Regions from separate parts of the Homo sapiens genome. Here region 2 is linked to region 1. The links are chromatin loops, found by intact Hi-C in ENCODE. Cell type or tissue: sigmoid colon. All regions are shown on one strand. Links, peaks and the distances in the headings refer to the core of each region. The heading gives the core; the rest is flanking DNA. Region 1 overlaps SHISAL1 (shisa like 1). Region 2 holds the start of TRU-TCA2-1 (tRNA-SeC (anticodon TCA) 2-1).

The links. Hi-C counts contacts between places; a loop is a spot of excess contacts. Peaks named below come from ENCODE experiments on the same cell type or tissue, not always from the same donor. Only the 100,000 strongest peaks of a DNase experiment are listed, where the experiment ranks them.
Region 2: a loop joins it to region 1, with 2.6 times the contacts of the local background. A loop is called at or near these places in 1 of 110 quality-filtered maps.

The regions. Positions count from the first base shown.
Region 1 is chr22:44,302,936-44,308,302 of GRCh38, forward strand. The region is part of intron 1 of SHISAL1 (shisa like 1); the gene reads right to left. Among named protein-coding and RNA genes, the nearest start is that of SHISAL1, 7.3 kb to the right of the region's middle. In sigmoid colon, for the core only: no CTCF peak of the experiment used is centred there; DNase peaks (open chromatin) are centred at 3,176 and 4,756.
Region 2 is chr22:44,145,646-44,151,012 of GRCh38, forward strand. PARVB (parvin beta) reads left to right here. Exons shown (of 13, transcript NM_013327.5): 9 at 2,216-2,277. It overlaps TRU-TCA2-1 (tRNA-SeC (anticodon TCA) 2-1), which reads left to right and starts at 5,012; the gene lies at 5,012-5,095. RefSeq lists enhancers at 1-425, 426-1,055, 2,314-2,943. In sigmoid colon, for the core only: a CTCF peak has its summit at 2,734; a DNase peak (open chromatin) is centred at 2,666.

The DNA.
Region 1 (5,367 bases), core at 292-5,291:
CAGGGGCAAAGACCCTGGGGTTGGGGTATCAGCAGGGCCACTAGAGACAGGGCTTTGGGCCCTGAGGGGACTAGATTACTTAGACTATGATCAACCTGTCTCCCATAGGAGTTGGAAACGGAGGCTAGGACAGGCCATCTAAGTGCTCTGTGTAACAGCGTCGTCCTCCCAGAGCCCCTGTTGCCTGCGTGTATCTGGTGGGAGCAGTAGAGATGAGAGATGGGAGTTGATTTGCTGAGCATCTACTATGTGCCCGGCTCTGGGCCAGAAGAGGTACTGTACCCCATCCTCTCCCTGGTGGCACCCTGTTATGGTATGTGAATTGTGTTCCCCCCAAATTCACATGTTGAAGTCCTAACTCCCAGGACTCAGAAGGTTGACGCTGTTTGGAAATAGGGTCATCACGGAGGTCATTAGTTAAGATGAGGTCATCAGGGTGAAGTAGGGTGGCTCCCTAATCCAAGAAGACTGGTGTTTTTTATAAAAAGGGACAATTTGGACACAGAAACACCTGTGCAGGGAAAACACTATGGGAAGATGGAGGCAGAGGTTGGGGTGATGCACATATAAGCCAAGGAATGCCAAAGATTGCCAGCGAACCCCCAGGAACAGATTCACCCCTACAGCCTCATAAGGACCCAACCCTGCTGACACCCTGACTTGGACTTCCAGCCTCCAGGCTGAGACAGTAAATTCCTCTTGTTGAAACCTCTTGGTTTGAGGAGCTTTGCTAGGCAGCCCGAGCAAACAGGTACAGCCTCTCATGTGGAGCCTGGTCCGTGGAAGGGCTGGGTTGGGTCCACACGAGGAAGCTCACCTGCATACTTGGGGGCAGGGTCTGATGTGAGGATGGTGGGGCCTGGAGAGCCCCGAATCCCACCCGGGTGGGAGACCCTGAGGACCTCCTGGCCTGGCTGAACCACCCTCCCATCCCCCAGCCCCACCTCCACCATCTGCAGAGCAGACTCCCTGCCCGCTCCATCCTGTCCACGCCAGGTGAGGCCCTCCGCCCCCCAGGAGGACGGTTTCAGAGTTGAACATGCAGTGCAGGGATCTGCTGCCAGACCACACGTTTCTGAAAGAAGAGATGGTGGAAGATGATGGGCAGTCCAAAGAAACAAGCCCCTCTGCATGCCCAGACTGTCCTGGCACCTGCTCTGGGCCCTGGGAGCCACCCAGCAGCTGCCTTGCCCTCCAGAGCTCACAGCCTGGTCAGGGAGAGCAGAGGGGACACCAACCTGGGTCCCAGGGCAGCTCTGAATGCTGCTTTACTGGGGGCAGAGTTAGGGCTCTGGGCAGGCAGAAAGGAAAGCCACTCGGGCCACCCAGAGGTTGGAGACTTCGGAGCGAGATGGGGCAAAACTCAAGGCCAAACGCACAGTGCTCATGGCCTGGCCCTGGCCTAGGCCCTGCTTCTGCAGCCTTGGTCTCCTCCCCTGTAGCATGGGCATCGTGGCGGGAGCTGGGACGTCAGGTGCTGACCTTGTGAAGTCTGGTTTGCCAGAACAAGGGAAGGGACTATCAGGATTGTAAAATGCCACTGAAACGCAGGCCTCTAACACTAAGCTTACTCATCTCTTCCTCTGGGGAGGGGCTGCCCCCATCCACCCGCAGGCCTCTCTGCTCCCACCACTGCCCTGCTCGTCCCTGGGAGCTGTAAGCTGCTTAATTGCTCTGAGCCTGGGCCTCCTCCCAGCCTCCTTCTGGCCCTCCTGGGAGGATAAGCCGAGGTCAAGCATCTGGGAGTGCTCAGGAATGGATTTCTCCGGGGGAGTCCTATGGATCAGCCCTGGAAAATGCGCTGTGGGAGTGGAGAGTGACGGGACCCCTGAGATGCCTCCCCCGTGCTCCATTCTACAGATGGGGAAGCTGAGGCCCAATAAGAGTTGAAACAGGTCCCCAGACTCCAGCTCCTCTGGCCCCCGTAGGGTGGGGCTGCCCCACTTCTGTGGCTGGGGCTCAGGTCCAAGAGCTGGTAGGTTTGTTGAGTGAATGAGGAGGATCTACCTTAGCCACAGGCCTGGCCCCTGCTCCTGGTGCTCCAACTCCCTACAAAGCCCTGAGTGTACTGGCTGATGTTGCGGGGCTGATGTTCACCCCTGGGGGGTACTCTTCCTTCACCCCTAGGAGTCCAAATCCTGCATCACTTTAGAAGCTGCTTCAGTACTACCTCCTCCAGGAAGCCTGCCATGATTTTATCAGCTGGAAAAAGTTTGCCCCTCCACTGAGGCCTATAGTATTCCATCTCTTCTTTCATTCATGTGTTAATTCATTTATCCATTCACTTATTCTCTCAACACCCACTTGCTGACCTGCACTCGGGGCCAGGCCCTGGGCTGGGCTCTAGGAACACAGAAGAGGTGAGTCCCTGCCCTCAGGGAGCACAGGCAAGGGTGCCCAGCAGCCTCCCGTTATGCGATTCTTCCCAGGACCTCTTCTACTAGGCCATGAGGGTCCTGGCCAGGGCTGGCCCTCAGCCCCCGATCTGCCTTCGCAGACCCAGGGTCCAGAGCTGGAGAGGCCTTTATGCCTCTGGGGGACAGTTCCAGAGATGAACGCACACTGCAGAGATTTGTTGTGAGACAACGTGGTTCTAGGAAAGGACAGTGTGCAGCCTGAAGGCGGGGGCTGGGGCTTAGGAGTTCCAGGGACTGGGTGGGAATCCCAGCCCTGCGGGACACCAGCCTTGGGCCCTCAGGCACACCCCGTGGTCATGTGGATTTGCACACTGCAGGTGTCCCTGCCACAGCACGCTGTGGTTGCGCTGGTCCCACGTCCAGCCTGGGCTTTCCTTGGGGGTCTGTTTGGCATCCATGGCCTGGCTGTGCCCCCAACCCCCCGAGTCTGGCCTGAGATAGGTCACCGTGCGATCAAAGCCGCAGCCCTGTATGCTGGACAAAAGCCCCAGGGGCGTGTGGGGAACTCTGGATGAAGGGGTCTGGGGGATTCTGCATGAGGAGGTAGGGGCTGCCCTTACTCCCCACGCCCCCAAGGCAGCTCAGGGCCAGAGCTGAAAGCTGAATCCTCAGTAGAAAGAATAACCCGCCGTGCGTCACGAGAAGTTACCTAAGTAAAAATTCCATTTCTAATGATCTGAGACAGCAAAGCTTAGAAGCCAACCTCCCCATTCCAAGCTAGGTCAGAAAGCTACTTTGGAAACCTCCCCAGGCCTTGGGGACCAGCCAGCTGCTGTGATCCCAGTCAGGCTTCCATGAGGCGGCCAGCCTCAGGGCCATGAGTTCAATAGCACTGATGTTCACAAGGCCAAAGTCATCACCTTGGGTCCCTCCGTGGGATGTGCAGAGGGGGAACTGAGCTCAAGGAGCTCTGACGACGATGGCGTGTGTGGAGGGGACCTGGGCTCAGGGAGCTGTGATGACGATGGCATGTGTGGAGGGTACCTGGGCTCGGGGAGCTGTGATGACGATGGCGTGTGCGGAGGGGAACTGAGCTCGGGGAGCTGTGATGACGATGGCGTGTGCAGAGGGGACCTGGGCTCAGGGGGCTGTGATGATGATGGTGTGTGTGGAGGAGACCTGGGCTCAGGGAGCTGTGATGACGATGGCATGTGTAGAGGGTACCTGGGCTCGGGGAGCTCTGATGACGATGGCATGTGTGGAGGGGAACTGAGCTCGGGGAGCTGTGATGACGATGGCATGTGTGGAGGGGAACTGGGCTCAAGGAGCTGTGATGACGATGGCGTGTGTGGAGGGGACCTGGGCTCGGGGAGCTGTGATGACGATGGTGTGTGTGGAAGGGACCTGGGCTCAGGGAGCTCTGATGACGATGGCGTGTGGAGGGGACCTGGGCTCGGGGAGCTGTGATGACGATGGCGTGTGCGGAGGGGACCTGGGCTCGGGGAATTGTGATGACGACGGCGTGTGTGGAGGGGACCTGGGCTCGGGGAGCTGTGATGACGATGGCGTGTGCAGAGGGGACCTGGGCTCGGGGAGGTGTGATGATGATGGCGTGTGTGGAAGGGACCTGTGCTCGGGGAGCTCTGATGACGATGGCGTGTGTGGAGGGGACCTGGGCTTAGGAAGCTGTGATGACGATGGCGTGTGTGGAGGGGACCTGGGATCTGGGAGCTCTGATAATGATGGCGTGTTACACCACTGGACAACATCCCCTGAGGGGCCCCACAAATGAGGTCTGTGGGACACCACTCCGGCAGCCCAAGAACAGGCCTGGAAGGGCGTCCGCCGTCCTCCATCCTCCTGTGGGCCTTGTGCTGCCTGCCACCTGGGGCTGCTGACCGAGGCTGGCTCACTCTGCCACCTGGGGCTGCTGACCCAGGCTGGCTCACACTCGCAGAGTTCTTGGTGCACCAGGCTGAACCCTGGTATTCACTGCACTGTCTCAGGTGACCCCCATGTCAGCCTAAGGAGGTGGATCACCAAGCTCCCATCTCAGAAGGGGGAAGCTGAGACTCAGAGAGGTGAAGTGACTTGCCCAAGGTCACACAGCCACTCAGCAGCAAAGCTCACTCTACCTCCTGGCACTGAAAAAGCTTCTGAGGCCTCCTGAGGACCCCCAGAAAGCACATTTACCAGAGACAGATTAAATTTATCCTCCCGGGTTCTATTTCTCTGAAAATTGGTAAACTTCCTAAGATGGTAGTCCGTGGCCAACAACAAAACTCAAACAACTGGAAGAACATTCTGGCTGAGTGGGACGTTCCTGAACGCTCGTTGTTTGACCATGGCCAGAATCACGAGTCAGGCATGCATCTCTGCGGGCCACCCCTCCGGTCAGCCTGGGACTGCTGCTCCGAGATTTGAAGGTTATTTTTAAACACCGAACTTGGCGAGGCTGGGGAAGGAGAGGAAGGAGGGCACGTGAAGAGAAACAGAGCTGGGAAGATGAATTAAACCCCACCAGGAACAGCAACGGATCTGTTTTTGTGTCAGCCAGGTTCGGCAGGGCAGGATGCAGGATGGCCTGCGGGGAGGGGCTGAGGCCTCAGGCTCCCACAGGCCTGGATGCTGGCCTGATGCCTGGAGACCCCCTACAGCACTGGGGGCTTCCAGCCAGCCCCTCCTCAGCCCACCACGCCCCACTTCTGGGCACGACCAAGCGCGACACCTCCAGTCCACTGCAGGACTGGGTCTAGGGCAGCAGGGCTTGGGGGTCGAGCCCTCTGCCTGGGACCAAGTCCTGGCTCCACCTTCTGTAACCACATCCCATGTGACCTGGGGTGACACCTGAGCCTCAGTGTCCTCAGCCCTAGAATGGGGACCAACATCGGCATCTAATTCACCAACTAAAGGAAGTGAGGCATGGAAGCCTTGGACAGGCCTGGCCACGTGCTTCTTGCTGCTGCTGTCTCTGACTCTGCCTCTTCCATCAACCCAAGCCCTAGGCGGC
Region 2 (5,367 bases), core at 165-5,164, 160 kb before region 1:
CCATTTTCAGAGCCCCTGGCCCCTCCCTGCCTTGTGGACTGTGTGACGTGATGCCAGTCCCCTGGGTCCAGGGGCATGGCAGCCGGCGGAGAGGCCTCTGCGGCCCCGATGTCTCCTTGAGTGGCTTGACTCTGCCAGCCCAGCGGTGGCCCAGCTAAATATACCCTGGCTGACGTCAAGCACTCTTCTGCTCCTGGGGTTTTTCTTAAGCTGCATTTATAGTTTGCGTATTGCTTTGTAAAGATGTAAAAATTTCACTTTTTTTTTTTGTTTTGCCCCTTAGCAGACTGTCTTATTGAGTGTAGTCTTAGATGATTATGAAAATCATTTACAGCTGCCGCATTAGGAAGCTGGCGTGTGTGCAGAGGCAGGGCATTTTGGTCAATGTTGGTCTTTAGGTGAAGAAAACTTCCCTCCCTTCCCCCAGTCACGCACATGCTCACACACGCACACATGCGCTCACACAGGCACACACACGCTCACACGTGCTCACACATGCACACACGTGCTCACACGTGTACACACGCTCACACCGCACACACGCACACCCGTGCTCACACGCACACATGCTCACACATGGACACACGCTCACACACGCGCTCACACGTACACACGCTCACAGCACACACACATGTTCACACACAACCTCACACGCACACACGTGCTCACACACGCACACATGTGCTCACGTGCACACAGGTGCTCACACACACACATGCACACACGTGCTCGCACACGCACACATGCTCACACACGCAAACACGTGCCCACAATGCACACACATGCTCACACGCGCACACACACGTACACATACACTTTCCTTCTCTCCTTTCCTCTTTGTTTCTCACCACCTCCACAAGGCCACGGAAGGGGCTACTTGGGCTGGGCTGGGCAGGGGGGTGTGAGCTGCCTCCTGGGGCCCAGCCTGGGAGGAAGGGTCAGCATGCTTCCTCTGGGAGGAGGCTTGGCCAACTTCTCTCCGTAGGTCTCTGGCTTACCTGGGCCTAATCCCTTCTTTCTTTTTCTGGGCTCTCTTTGTCTCTCTCCTAGGCCAGGGCGGTCCCTGAGGAGGCTCCCCTAGGCCACCCACTAGACGGGTGGGAGGAGCTTCCTACCCCACTCTCTCCCTGTCAAGCTGGGCTCCGCAGCTCCCAGGGCTGCTCCTTGGGTTGGGGCCCCAGCCTGGCTGGTAAAAGAGGGTCTCTCTGCTGGGCTTGGTCCTCTGAACATGCTCTGCCTCCAGGAACCTGGAGGATGGAAGTTGGGGGGCCCTGGGCCCCTTCCAAATGCCCTCCTCCCTGTCTTTTCTGCCCTGGCAGTGATGCCCCACAGCTCTGTGTCTACCTGGAGACCTCAGCCCTCTGCTTGGGGTCCAAGTCTCTGTTCCATATGCCCCTATGGAACTCCCCCCTCCATGGCAGCAGGAGCAAAGGCTCTGAGGCAAGTGTGCACCAGTGTCAGCAGGAGCAGCTGGGAGGCCGGTTGGTGGAGTGAAGTCAGGGAGGGTGCATGTAGGAGGATAACGCTGAGTCTGAGTGTCCCATGGCACGTGGGAGAGAGGATGGATTTTATCTGAGTGTCCCATGGCTCGCAGGAGAGAAGATAGATTTTATTCTAAGCATGATAAGAAGCAGTTGGAGGGTTTTAGTTGTGGTGGGAGTGGAGGGGGGAAACAAATGATCCTGTTTGCACTTGGAAGGGCTCACTCTGCCTGCTGGGGAGAAGGGCTCAGGGGCCAGGAGTGGAGTAGGAGGCTGCAGCTGCTCCCAGGCGAGGGGCAGTGAGGCGTGAGCAGGACATGGCCACCGTCGCGGGGGAAGTGGTTGGATTCACAGGTGACATTTGCCAGTAGACAAGGAGTGTGGGAACAGGGAGAATTCAGGACGCCTCAAGTCCTAGGACGTGGCAGGTGCAGATGCCAGATGCCATCTATGTGTTTCATATGAGAAGGTAAAAAGCAGGTGGAAGGGACCCTCTGCAGCCTCTAGTCCACGCTGTTCTGGTTGTTCCCAAGCGCTCTTGCTCGCCTTGGTTTGGCCGGGACTGATCATCAGGGTCAGCCCTTTCATTCTGGTAGGAATTGGAAGGATTCTAGGCAGGTGTGGGAGTTGAGGCTGAACCTCCTGAGGGATCAGAAGCTGGCAGGGCCCTGGATTAGGGCAGCACCACGGGTTTCCATAAACGCTCCTTCGTGTCTCTCTTTGCATGTCCTCAGAGCGGGATGCCTTCGACACGCTGTTCGACCACGCCCCGGATAAGCTCAGCGTGGTGAAGAAGGTGAGCTATTGGTGGGATGTTGGATGTGCTCTCCCCTGGCTCGCGGCTTTTTGACAGCACAAACGCCCCGCTGGGAAGAAGGTGGGAAAATGTTTGGAATCTCAGAAATGTTTGCCACATGGATTGAAATGTAATTACAGTCAAAAACCTAACCACAGTGCATAAAATCAGCGCCTTTTAACTCAACCTCGCTGCTCCCTGGGTGTCTTCCTGCCCGCCCGCTCCGCTTCTGTTAAGTGAATTACCCAGCCCCCATTTCTTTCTGACTCGAGACCTTTTTTCAATGTGGAAATGTTTTTAAGCATGTCAGCCTGCTGCTCTCGCTGGCCTCATTTACCATCTACAGCCTGCCCAGTAAACACGCAGGCCTGTGCGGCTGAGCTGTGCCATACATGGATTTGGCCCGTTTCCCTCCAGACAGAGAATGGGCCCTCACTAGCCCAGGCAGCCTGCTGGTCAATCTGTGGATGGAAAAATCTCCGAGGCTCTGGAGTTGGGGGCTGGGTGTGATCAGCTTCTGGGGGATCTGCCAGGGAGGCTTGTTCCCGTCAAAAGGAACTGGAGCCCACTGGCTGCTCATTAACTTATCCGAGTGCCTGCAGGCATCCCATTCAGGAGGCTGCTGCATCCCTCCTTCCCATAACATCGGAGGAGCGCTCATTTCAACCCATGGTGCAGGCAAGAGAGTTCTCCTTTGTCTAGGACAGCTTACCCAAACAGCTTTCTTAGTGCAAGACTTGTCAGAACCTTTAATAGGCTGACCTATACTGTACTTCTCCAAGAGGGAGCTTGGTAGGAAGCATTTTTCAAACTTGTTTGTTTATAGTGGGATTTATTTATCTATCAATTTTGGGGTAAGACGCATTGTATTTTAGTGGAACCCACTTTTGGAAAATGTTGGCCTGGGTTTGGACGATGAGATCATTCATTTTTGGAAGCATTTTGCAAAAGGCTGTTGGAACCGTGCTAATGGTCCTTCTGGGACAAAGCCTTCCTAGCACTCTTGGGTGGTGAGGGATATACTTGGAGCATCAGAGTCCCCCACCTCCACCTCGTCACATGTGGCCCCCAGGGACCCTGACAGAACCGGTTCAGGGAATGAATCAAATCCAGCTTCCCCACTTATCAGCTGTGTGACTTCTGGCGAAGGGCGAGATTATACCCCCCAGCCTCAGTTTCCCCATCTGTCAAGTGGGGACAGAGATGTTACCCACCTCTCAGGGCACTGTGAGGATAAACTGGGATTCTCTCTGTGCATGGGCTTAGCCGGCAGCGTATAGTCACTGGTAGCATTGAGAATGGTGTGGCCTGAGATTGCTTTCATCTCTCGGTAGATACCATGTTAATTCATTCTGCGAAAGACACATTTTCGGCACTGGAGCCACCAGCAAGGAAGAAGACAGAATCCTTTGATTTGCCTGGTAGCTTCCCACTCCAGCCTGTCCCTTCCTCACCTCCACATTGCAAGTTTAGGTGTCTGTAGCTCTCTGTGCCCCAGAATGAAGTCAGGGGCCCCTGCCCACCTCTGCAGGTTTCTCCCTGGGTCGTCCCCTCCTACTCCTTCCCATCCCACCCACATCCAGCCACAGCCTGAAGACCCCAAAGGGTTTGCAGATGTGTCTGGGTGCCCACTCGGCTCACTCTCACCTTGCACTGGCCCACCCTCAGGCCCAGCTCCAATGCTCCCTCTCCATGGTCTTAACGGGGGTCCGCACACCCATTAATGGCTCATGAAATCTCCCTTGCATTGCGTGTTTCCCTGTAGTGCCCTATCTCTTGACTTCTCCGTCCCACCACTACACGCATATGGAGAATTACATCACAGGCCCTTTGGCGGGGGCCAGGGGTGGAGCTCTCTGTGTTTGTGTCCTTAGCACCAAGCAGCATGCCTGGCACATAGTAGCTGCTCAGTAAATTTGAGCAGAATGGGTAAGAAATCATATCATGGGCAGGCTGGGCGCGGTGGCTCACGCCTGTAATCCTAGCACTTTGGAAGGCCGAGGTGGGTGGATCACAAGGTCAGGAGATCGAGACCATCCTGGCTAACATGGCAAAAACCCGTCTCTACTAAAAAATACAAAAAAATTAGGTGGGCATGGTGGTGGGCACCCTTAGTCCCAGCTACTCGGGAGGCTGAGGCAGGAGAATGGCGTGAACCCGGGAGGTGGAGCTTGCAGTGAGCCGAGATTGCGCCACTGCACTCCAGCCTGGGCAACAGAGCGAGACTCCATCTCAAAACAAAACGAAACAAAACAAAACAAAACAAAACAAAACAAAGAAATCATGTCATGGGCAGTGGTGGATGATATTGAGTTTCTATCAAAGTTGGCTTTGGTCACTGAGGAATTACAGGTGACAGGTTTTAAGCTTGTGCCGGAGAGAAGCCAGTGCCCCTTGGTACTTACATAATAGGGCTCAGAGAGATCACCCTGGGTGGATCTCCCCATGTATTGCAAATCGATAGGCAGGCTGGGCGCTGTGGCTCACACCTGTAATTTCAGCACTTTGGGAGGCCAAAGTGGGTGGATCACCTGAGGTCTGGAGTTCGAGACCAGCCTGATCAGCATGGGGAAACTCCATTTCTACTAAAAATACAAAATTAGCCGGGCTTGGTGACGGGTGCTTGTAATCCCAACTACTCGGGAGGCTGAGGCAGGAGAATCGCTTGAACCTGGGAGGTGGAGGTTGCAGTGAGCTGGGATCATGCCATTGCACTCTAGCCGGGGCACCAAAAGCTCGGATGATCCTCAGTGGTCTGGGGTGCAGGCTTCAAACCTGTAGCTGTCTAGTGACAGAGTGGTTCAATTCCACCTTTGTAGGCCCGGCGCAGTGGCTCACGCCTATAATCCCAGCACTTTGGGAGGCCAAGGCGGGTGGATCACGAGGTCAGGAGATCGAGACCATCCTGGCTAACACAGTGAAACCCCATCTCTACTAAAAATACAAAAAAATTAGCTGGGCGTGGTGGCAGGCGCCTGTAGTCCCAGCTACTCGGGAGGCTGAGGCAGGAGAATGATGTGAACCCGGTGAACCCGGGAGGCGGAGCTTGCAATGAGCCGAGATCACGCCACTGCACTCCAGCCTGGGCGA